Regions from separate parts of the Homo sapiens genome. Here all the other regions are linked to region 2. A link is a contact called in ENCODE Hi-C or POLR2A ChIA-PET data. All regions are on one chromosome and are shown on one strand. The core of a region is the stretch at or near the end of the contact, and the rest is flanking DNA. Distances in the headings are between cores, read along the strand shown. Region 1 holds the start of GPR84 (G protein-coupled receptor 84). Region 2 holds the start of HOXC4 (homeobox C4). Region 3 holds the start of CISTR (chondrogenesis-associated transcript).

Region 1 (2,700 bases), core at 23-2,522, 310 kb before region 2:
GCAAGCCTCAGCAAACTTTTTCTCAAAGGGCCTGATTATAAATATTTTAAACTGTGTTAATCAAGAGATAAAACTGAGGATATTACATAGGCACTTATATAACAATTTAAAATATAACCATTTTTATTTTACTTACTTATTTATTTATTATTTTATTTTTTGAGACGGAGTCTTGCTCTGTCATCCAGGCTGGAGTGCAGTGGTGCAATGTGATCTTGGCTAACTGCAAGCAACCTCCGCCTCCCGGGTTCAAGCGATTCTCTTGCCTCAGCCTCCCTAGTAGCTGGGATTACAGGCGCACCCATCACGCCTGGCTAATTTTTGTATTTTTAGTAGAGACGGGGTTTTACCATGTTGGCCAGGCTGGTCTCGAACTCCTGACCTCAAGTGATCTGCCCTCCTTGGCCTCCCAAAATGTTGGGATAATGGGCGTGAGCCACTGCACCTGGCCTAAAATATAACCATTTTTAAATGGAAAAAAAACATGATTGGGTCACAGGCTATACAAAAACAGCAGACTAGATTTGGCCCATAGGGTGAAGTTTACTCACCCTTGCTCTGGAGAATCGATTAAGCATTTGCATATTTATGTATCTGTCTCCCCTAGTAGACTATGCACAAGGCCATATATCAGACGTTCTTGTATCCCCAGTGTCTAGATCAGAGTCTGGTGTATAGTAGGCACTCAGTACTAAGTTGTTGGGTAAATGGATAAATGAATGATTGAACAGGACCCTGATCCCTTGAGGAGAATGAAACCAGAATTCTGGATGCCTCATTCCCCACTTTTCTTCATCTGACTTGGTTTCTCAAATGTGCTAGGGTGTCACATGGGTCCCTCTGACTTGAACCATGTCTAAGCCGTGGAGACAAGAAAGGTAGTGCTCCTCTGAAACAAACCCAAGGCTTCTGGGGGTACCTAAAGTTGCTCCTGGAACTTGGTCTTATCTTTTGGCCCTTTGAGGAGTGGCCCAAATGTTCTGATGCTCTGACTCCGTGCCCTAGCAATTCTTGGCAATGATCTTACAGATGAGTTCTGCCATGCAAAGAGGGGAAGAAAACAGAGTTTGGGTTTCAGGAAGGAGAAAGGAAGAGTGAAACCACTCTGAGGTAAGTAGCGGGGGACTTTCAACAGAGAAGCCTAGATTTCACTAGCCGAAGCAAAATGAGTAGGACCGGAGGTGGTGAAGGAAGTGGCTGGGATTGGGTAATGGGGGAGTTTCTTATTCTTTCAGTGGACTATAATAGGATACATAAGAGCAGGATGTCTCCTGCTTGAAGCCTAACTGTCCACCAGAAAGGACTGCTCTTTGGGTGAGTTGAACTTCTTCCATTATAGAAAGAATTGAAGGCTGAGAAACTCAGGTAAGCACTTTTGTTGTGGGTATACTTTTACCTTCTTGGTCTCCTCATCTCCCAGGTGGTAACAAACAGAAATGACTAAAGCCTATATGTGTGTGTAGTGGAAAGGAGCAGAGGGAACTGAATACAGAGAGGATCCTGAATACACGATGCTGAATAGAGAGAGGGGACTCCTGGGGGTCTTTGGGGATGGGGAAGGAATTAAAAAAGTTGGAGGGCACTGGGTTTACTGAGAGCAGCGGGATGGATATAGAAGAGGACTGAGGTTTGGAGCAGAATAAGACTAAGATATTTAGGCAAGAGATATTTAGATAAAAACTTGGGGAAATATTTGAGAATGGGAAAGGACTAAGAGAACCTAAGGAGAGAGTTAGGGATCTTGAGATGAAGAGGCCTGGGAATGGTTCAGGAGGATACTGAATTAAGGTGAGGTCCAGGAACAGTTTAGATGTCCAGGGTCCCAGAACTGTTCAAGAGATCTAAGTTGAATGCTAGGTTCTGATTCCCTCTTCCTCTTCCACCCTCTGCCTCTTTAGCCTCTATCATGTGGAACAGCTCTGACGCCAACTTCTCCTGCTACCATGAGTCTGTGCTGGGCTATCGTTATGTTGCAGTTAGCTGGGGGGTGGTGGTGGCTGTGACAGGCACCGTGGGCAATGTGCTCACCCTACTGGCCTTGGCCATCCAGCCCAAGCTCCGTACCCGATTCAACCTGCTCATAGCCAACCTCACACTGGCTGATCTCCTCTACTGCACGCTCCTTCAGCCCTTCTCTGTGGACACCTACCTCCACCTGCACTGGCGCACCGGTGCCACCTTCTGCAGGGTATTTGGGCTCCTCCTTTTTGCCTCCAATTCTGTCTCCATCCTGACCCTCTGCCTCATCGCACTGGGACGCTACCTCCTCATTGCCCACCCTAAGCTTTTTCCCCAAGTTTTCAGTGCCAAGGGGATAGTGCTGGCACTGGTGAGCACCTGGGTTGTGGGCGTGGCCAGCTTTGCTCCCCTCTGGCCTATTTATATCCTGGTACCTGTAGTCTGCACCTGCAGCTTTGACCGCATCCGAGGCCGGCCTTACACCACCATCCTCATGGGCATCTACTTTGTGCTTGGGCTCAGCAGTGTTGGCATCTTCTATTGCCTCATCCACCGCCAGGTCAAACGAGCAGCACAGGCACTGGACCAATACAAGTTGCGACAGGCAAGCATCCACTCCAACCATGTGGCCAGGACTGATGAGGCCATGCCTGGTCGTTTCCAGGAGCTGGACAGCAGGTTAGCATCAGGAGGACCCAGTGAGGGGATTTCATCTGAGCCAGTCAGTGCTGCCACCACCCA
Region 2 (2,700 bases), core at 48-2,547:
CCGGGGTAGCTGCCGAAAGGGTGCTGGGCGCAGCGCCGGCCGGGGGTGCTGACCTGACTTTGGTGTTGGGGAGTCGGTGGTCCTTCTTCCATTTCATGCGACGGTTTTGGAACCAGATTTTGATCTGCCTCTCAGAGAGGCACAGCGAGTGGGCGATCTCGATCCTTCTCCTTCGGGTCAGGTAGCGGTTGTAATGAAACTCTTTCTCTAATTCCAGGACTTGCTGCCGGGTATAGGCTGTCCTCGAGCGCTTGGGTTCCCCTCCGTTATAATTGGGGTTCACTGGGGGGAGGGGAAAAGCAAATAGTGGGGTTCAGAGGCAGCAGGCTCCCCGCCCCCCACCCTCACCCCATCCTCAGCTCTGAGAAACAGGAGGAGGGAGTGGTGGAAATAAAGTCATCAAGCTTAAATGGGTTATAAAGAAGTTGAAGGAAGCTGAAGACTTTGTAGTGTAATAAGAGGGGAATCCTCATTGTAACGACACTGAATTATTTATGCGCCCTTAGAAAGCGAGCATAGTTTTCACACATACATAACAGATCGTAGCACATGGCTCGGACTGCCCAGAGTAGCTAAGCCATAAAATTTATGGGGGATGTAATTACCCATTCTCGCTCGTAAATCCAGTTCAATTGTGCTAACCCAGAGTCGCTCCTGGAGAGAGAGGGGGAAGGAGAGAAAGGAGGACGGGGGCCAGAGGGGGCCGAGGAGGGTGGGGAGCGCTAGGGAAGAAGGGAGGGAGGGGGGGAGCAAAAAGCAAAGTTGCCTACCCGTGCTAACGTGAATTTTTTTCATCCATGGGTAGACTATGGGTTGCTTGCTGGCGGCGCTGGAGGGATGGTCGGGGGCTGGCTGGCTGCAGGCTGGCGGGGCTGGGGACGGGGAGGCGGAGGCGCCTGAGAGAGGCGCCGGCTCGCAGAGCGACTGTGATTTCTCGGGGTGGTGGTGGCCCGCCTGGGCCGGCCCGTGGCCTCGCGAATTGCCGGGCCCCTGGAGACTGGTGCAGCTATACTGGCGCTCAGGGTAGCTAGGGCGCGGAGGCGGTGGTGGGTACAGCTCCTGGTGGTGATGCTGGAATCCCGATTCCCTGGTCCGGCCGTAATATTCCGGACTGTGTTCAGGGATGTAGCTATTTTGCGAATATTCTTCGCATGGAGGAAATTTCGGATCGATGTAGTTAGAGTCCATCAAATACGAGCTCATGATCATTAATTTCTGGAGTGGAAAATAATTTTTCTCGCTTTGTCGTTTTTCTGCTCCATAAAGCCCTCCTACTAGCTAGCGACCCTGTAAAGTTACTTTCACCATGTGACTCCTCCGGCCAATCACACGGAGCAACCCAGTCCCCGGATAAGGAACCGAATCGCTTTATTCAAAATGTATCCAATTTTTTTGTGTGTGTGGTGGTGGTGGTGCTGGGAGGCGGGGGTGGGTGGTGATGTGGGGTTAGCTAGCAGAGGTTGGAGTGCCCCCAGTGCACATCCCGCCAGACTGACAACCCTCCCCTGCAAAAGGAGATGGGAAGCTCCCGGCTCCCCTCCAAAGCCCGGGCATTGGGGGACTGTCGGGAGGCAGTGATTCAGCCCCCGCCCAGGGTCTCCCCTCAGGCCTCTGCTGGGCCCCGTGGGCCTCGGCTCCTGAGCTTTTCCAGAGGTCTCCATTCATGGCGATCGTGTCTCAGTCTGTGTAGGTCACGGGGCAGCGCCCCTCTTTCGCAGGAAGAGGAAGTTGAATGAGGACTGGAGTGGATGTTGGATGGGGAGGGGCCCAGGCTGAGCCGAGGAGGCTGGAGAGCCTGGAGTGCCCCCCATCCAAGGATACCAGAGTCCAGCCCCTCTTCCCCATACACACTCACCCAACCCTCTGGCCATGCGGCCGGCGAGGCAGGGTCCCAGCTGGACCAGGCAGGTAGAGGCAGCGGGATGCAAATGATTCTGACGTCATTTCTGGAGGTCTGGGGGTTGAGCCCCCGCTGAAGAGAGACAGGAAGTGGTTGGCAAAAGCAGAGTTCAGAAGTCTCGCCTTCCCCTGCTACCCACTGACCCTCCCTGCCCCAGCCCCAGAGCAGAGGATCTCTTCTACTGCTGGCTTCTGTTTCCACTCCCCATTCAGCCCGGCCTGCTATTTTCTGACAATTATCTCCAAGGAGCTGGGGCAAGGAGGAGAGCTTTCTGCCAGGAGTCAGTGCCCTGTGATGGTGCCCAGCCAAGATCCTGAGAGTTCTTTCTCTGTCCCCACAGAGGGCAGACCTAGCTAAGAGGGAGGCCTGTGTGGGTAGAGCCTGCTTGCTTCTGGCTAGGAGCTGTATCCATGTAACACGTGTGTTTACATGTAAACACGAATTCCTAAAGGCCAGCTCCAGGCTGCTTTCCAAAAACGGAAGGCTAAGCTCACCAAGTTGGGGAGGCACGGCCAGCCTTTGGGGTCTCCAGCCCATTCACACCCCCTGCTCTCTCTCTGCCACCCACTCACAGTAATACTCTGATGGAGGGGGGTGACAGGGCCGTAGAGGAGGGAGGGGGCCAGGAAAAGCTGCTTTCCTAACCACCACCCCCCCCCCCCAGCTAGGGGTGGTCCTGTCATGCCACCGATTCCAATTAACTGATCGCCCATAACTCAGAGTTGCGGGGGGTAGCGGAGGGGAGAGCCCAGGGAGGGAGCCGGGTCCCCTTGTTGTACTTGATAACAATTATAGTTTAA
Region 3 (2,700 bases), core at 98-2,597, 300 kb after region 2:
TCTTACCATGAGCCTAGGAGTTCCAGCAGGGCAGGATTTGTGCTCCTCCCTCTGGATCTCCCCTCAGTGCCCAATACAATGGGCAGCACACACAGGGGAAGGTGTGCGACTCGCTGATTCTGCTTCTTAGGAGTCAGGAGGGAACTAGGGAAAGAAACTGAAGCAGAGACAGAATTCCAGGCCCACACTTTGTAATTTTCCTTTAAAAATCTCAAAGGACACGTGTGTCTCTCTCTGTGTGTGTGTGTGTGTGTGTGTGTGTGTGTGTGTGTGATGTATAGATGGGAGAGAAGTATGATGGTATGAGGTTCTAGGAGTCTGGTTCCTGCCTTGGTGCAGGAGTCTTGGGGGAGCTGGACTCCTAGATCCACTGCAGCCCCCAAGAGGACACAGTCCCATGACTCTGCAGCCCTAAGAGGGCAGCCATACTGCTGAGGCAGGACTAATGCGGGTTGACGTGTCCCTTAGGTTTTAATTTGCTCAGTCCAGTGTGCCAGTCCACATGGTTTCCTTTGTTCTGCAGTTCAGTCCAATCCCGGTCCTCCCTTCTTGTACACACTCAGCAGCACTTCTTGCAATCAGAGCCTAGTGCATTTGTTAGGTTGAACCATTTACAATTTCTGATATTCAATTTTGGGGGGCCTATAAAGTCTGTGACCTTGGTTTTTCTCTCCTCAAAACCCTTTAAGAAAGCTCCAGGCTAGGGAGAGGAGCAGATTGAGGAAAGGCAGAAGGGAAGAGCTAATAGACTAAGTCCCATGTGCCAAGCATGTTACATTCGTTATCACAGCGCTAATTCCCACAACATGAAGCACCTAAAATTATTTCCTACATTTTACAGCTGAGCAAGCCCAGGTTAAGACTCACATGGTGAGGCCCAGGGCTGGGATTCAAACTTAGCCACAGACCCACCGCCACCTAGAACCAGGGAAGTCCCGGCAGAGCCGGAGGGCCAGCAAGCAGTGTCTGCAGCTTCGCAAAAAAGGGAGAGAAGGACACGAGCCAAATTCGACTTCGCTGGTTGGATCGGTCCAGAAGAGCCCCAATTAGTAGGGTGCGGGAGCAATGCCCAACCTGAAACCCGAGGGTAGACGGCCCAAAGGAAGAACCCAGGCAGAAAGAGACAGAGGGTGGAGAGAGGCCTGGAAGGCGGCGGCGGCGGCGGCAGCGGGCAGAGAGGGGCGAGCGGAGGGGACCTTGGAGGGGAGCCCAAGGGGGTGTAGGCAGCGCCAGCGGGCAGCGAGGAGCCCGGCTGCAGAGTCTACCACGCTCGGCATCCGGGGCGGGCGGTGCGGGGCGGAGAAAGTCCAGGAGAAAGTCTGACAACCACGGGGAGAGGGGGAGGGAGAGACCCTGTGGAAGAGAGACGGAGACTGCGGCAAAAAGAGGAAAGGAGGGTTACGGGCACCGAGGGGGAGCTGGAGTCAGCCGCAAGGAGAGAGGGAGCGGGGGAGGAAAAGAGGCGGGAGAGAGACCCTAAAAAGCAAGCTAGACTCTCCAGCCGGCCGCTCTGGTGTGGGGAGGGAGCGTCATCTCAAGGACACTGAAAAAGGCAGGTGGATGGTGCAGAAATGCGGAAGCCGCGGCCCCGGGCGGGCGGGAACCGGCCCGCTGCCCTCGCCCCGGGACGCCCCCGCTCCGCACCCTGCAGGCCCGGATCGCACCCGCACGCACCCCCGACCCCACTCCCGGCCCAGCCAGTGCTCGGCGCTGGCATGAAATTGGCTGCAGCCGTAATGAGTCCGCGCCGCGCGGAGGAGGCTGAGGGCCCACCAGGGAGTCCTGCGCGCCTCGTTTAGCTTGTTTATTGTTCAGGCCTAATTAAAACGTTCCACCGCGCTGCGTTTACATCCGCCCCCCACTAATGAATTCGCGGCCGCCGGGCGATTTCGGAAACTGCCGCGGCCGGAAGGGGGGTGGGAGGCGACAGGGCTGGGGAAAGAGTGAAGGAGAGGACACCCACGCACACCCCTTCCCACTGCCAAAGGAGCCATTAGATCTCTGGCGATTGGCTCCGAGGTCCGAGTGAGCGCCCCGAGCCCCAGCGCCCCCAACCCCTGCAGGCGTTGGGAGGTGCGGAAGGCCGGGCCGCAGGGCTCAGAGGAGGGGCGGCGGGAGGGAGGCCAGGAGAGAGTGTGTGTGTGTGTCCTGTGCGTGCGGAGGCCTGTGGGCCAGGAGGGTATTGCGCGTGGGCACACCTGCTCCGTGAAGCGTGTCCGCGGAGCAGCCTGTGTGCGCAGGAGTGAGTGTGTGCGTGTGTGTGTGTGTGAGTGTCCGTCCCTTTGGCTGCTCATGTGCCTTTCTCCTCCACAGGGACAGTCTGCGCGGGGCTTACAATGTTCTTGTTTCTCCCGCCGTAGCTGTTTGCCGTTTTGCTGTTTGCCTCCTTGTCACGACCTCAGCGACGGCAGATGGAGCCAGTGGAGGGAGAGAGACAGACGGCAATGCTTGGGTAGCCAGGGCTCCCTGCCGGCCCCACTCCTCCTGCAGACACGAGCACGCACACACACACGCGCGCAAAACACACACGCTGCCCTTCGCCACACGTAGCCAAGTAAAATACACAAAAAGCAACTGAGATACCATTCGCACATGACCACATGGAAACACACAAATGAACAAACGCATTCAGGCATAGCCACATGCCAGTCACACAGATGGATAGACAAGAGCCTGGGGTACAAAGCCACATGGCACAAA

The links. Hi-C counts contacts between places; a loop is a spot of excess contacts on that map. ChIA-PET counts read pairs that join two places held with the same protein, here RNA polymerase II (POLR2A). Pooled maps may share reads with other maps.
Region 1: a loop to region 2 is called in a pooled map, with 2.8 times the contacts of the local background. The contact joins the promoter of GPR84 here to the promoter of HOXC4 in region 2. A Hi-C loop is called at or near these places in 1 of 168 maps with a recorded cell type or tissue (motor neuron), 1 of 37 single-sample maps with no recorded cell type and 2 of 50 pooled maps. POLR2A ChIA-PET finds 5 or more read pairs at or near these places in 4 of 52 experiments (BJ, GM12878, PC-9 and 1 more).
Region 3: a loop to region 2 is called in a pooled map, with 4 times the contacts of the local background. The contact joins the promoter of CISTR here to the promoter of HOXC4 in region 2. A Hi-C loop is called at or near these places in 3 of 50 pooled maps. POLR2A ChIA-PET finds 5 or more read pairs at or near these places in 4 of 52 experiments (GM10248, GM12878, H1 and 1 more).

Annotation. Positions count from the first base shown.
Region 1 is chr12:54,363,058-54,365,757 of GRCh38, reverse strand. GPR84 (G protein-coupled receptor 84) reads left to right here and starts at 1,272. Exons shown (of 2, transcript NM_020370.3): 1 at 1,272-1,365; 2 at 1,899-2,700. The coding sequence starts at 1,907. The region is part of intron 1 of GPR84-AS1 (GPR84, ZNF385A, ITGA5 and GTSF1 antisense RNA 1); the gene reads right to left. RefSeq lists an enhancer at 1,254-1,343.
Region 2 is chr12:54,052,432-54,055,131 of GRCh38, reverse strand. HOXC4 (homeobox C4) reads right to left here and starts at 1,297. Exons shown (of 2, transcript NM_153633.3): 1 at 771-1,297; 2 at 1-282. The coding sequence starts at 1,209. RefSeq lists a cis regulatory region at 1,006-1,506 and enhancers at 2,083-2,242, 1,538-2,519, 2,520-2,700.
Region 3 is chr12:53,750,626-53,753,325 of GRCh38, reverse strand. CISTR (chondrogenesis-associated transcript) reads left to right here and starts at 1,347. Exons shown (of 3, transcript NR_186108.1): 1 at 1,347-1,552; 2 at 2,361-2,700. The region is part of intron 1 of LOC105378250 (a long non-coding RNA gene); the gene reads right to left. RefSeq lists a silencer at 1,498-1,767 and an enhancer at 2,384-2,700.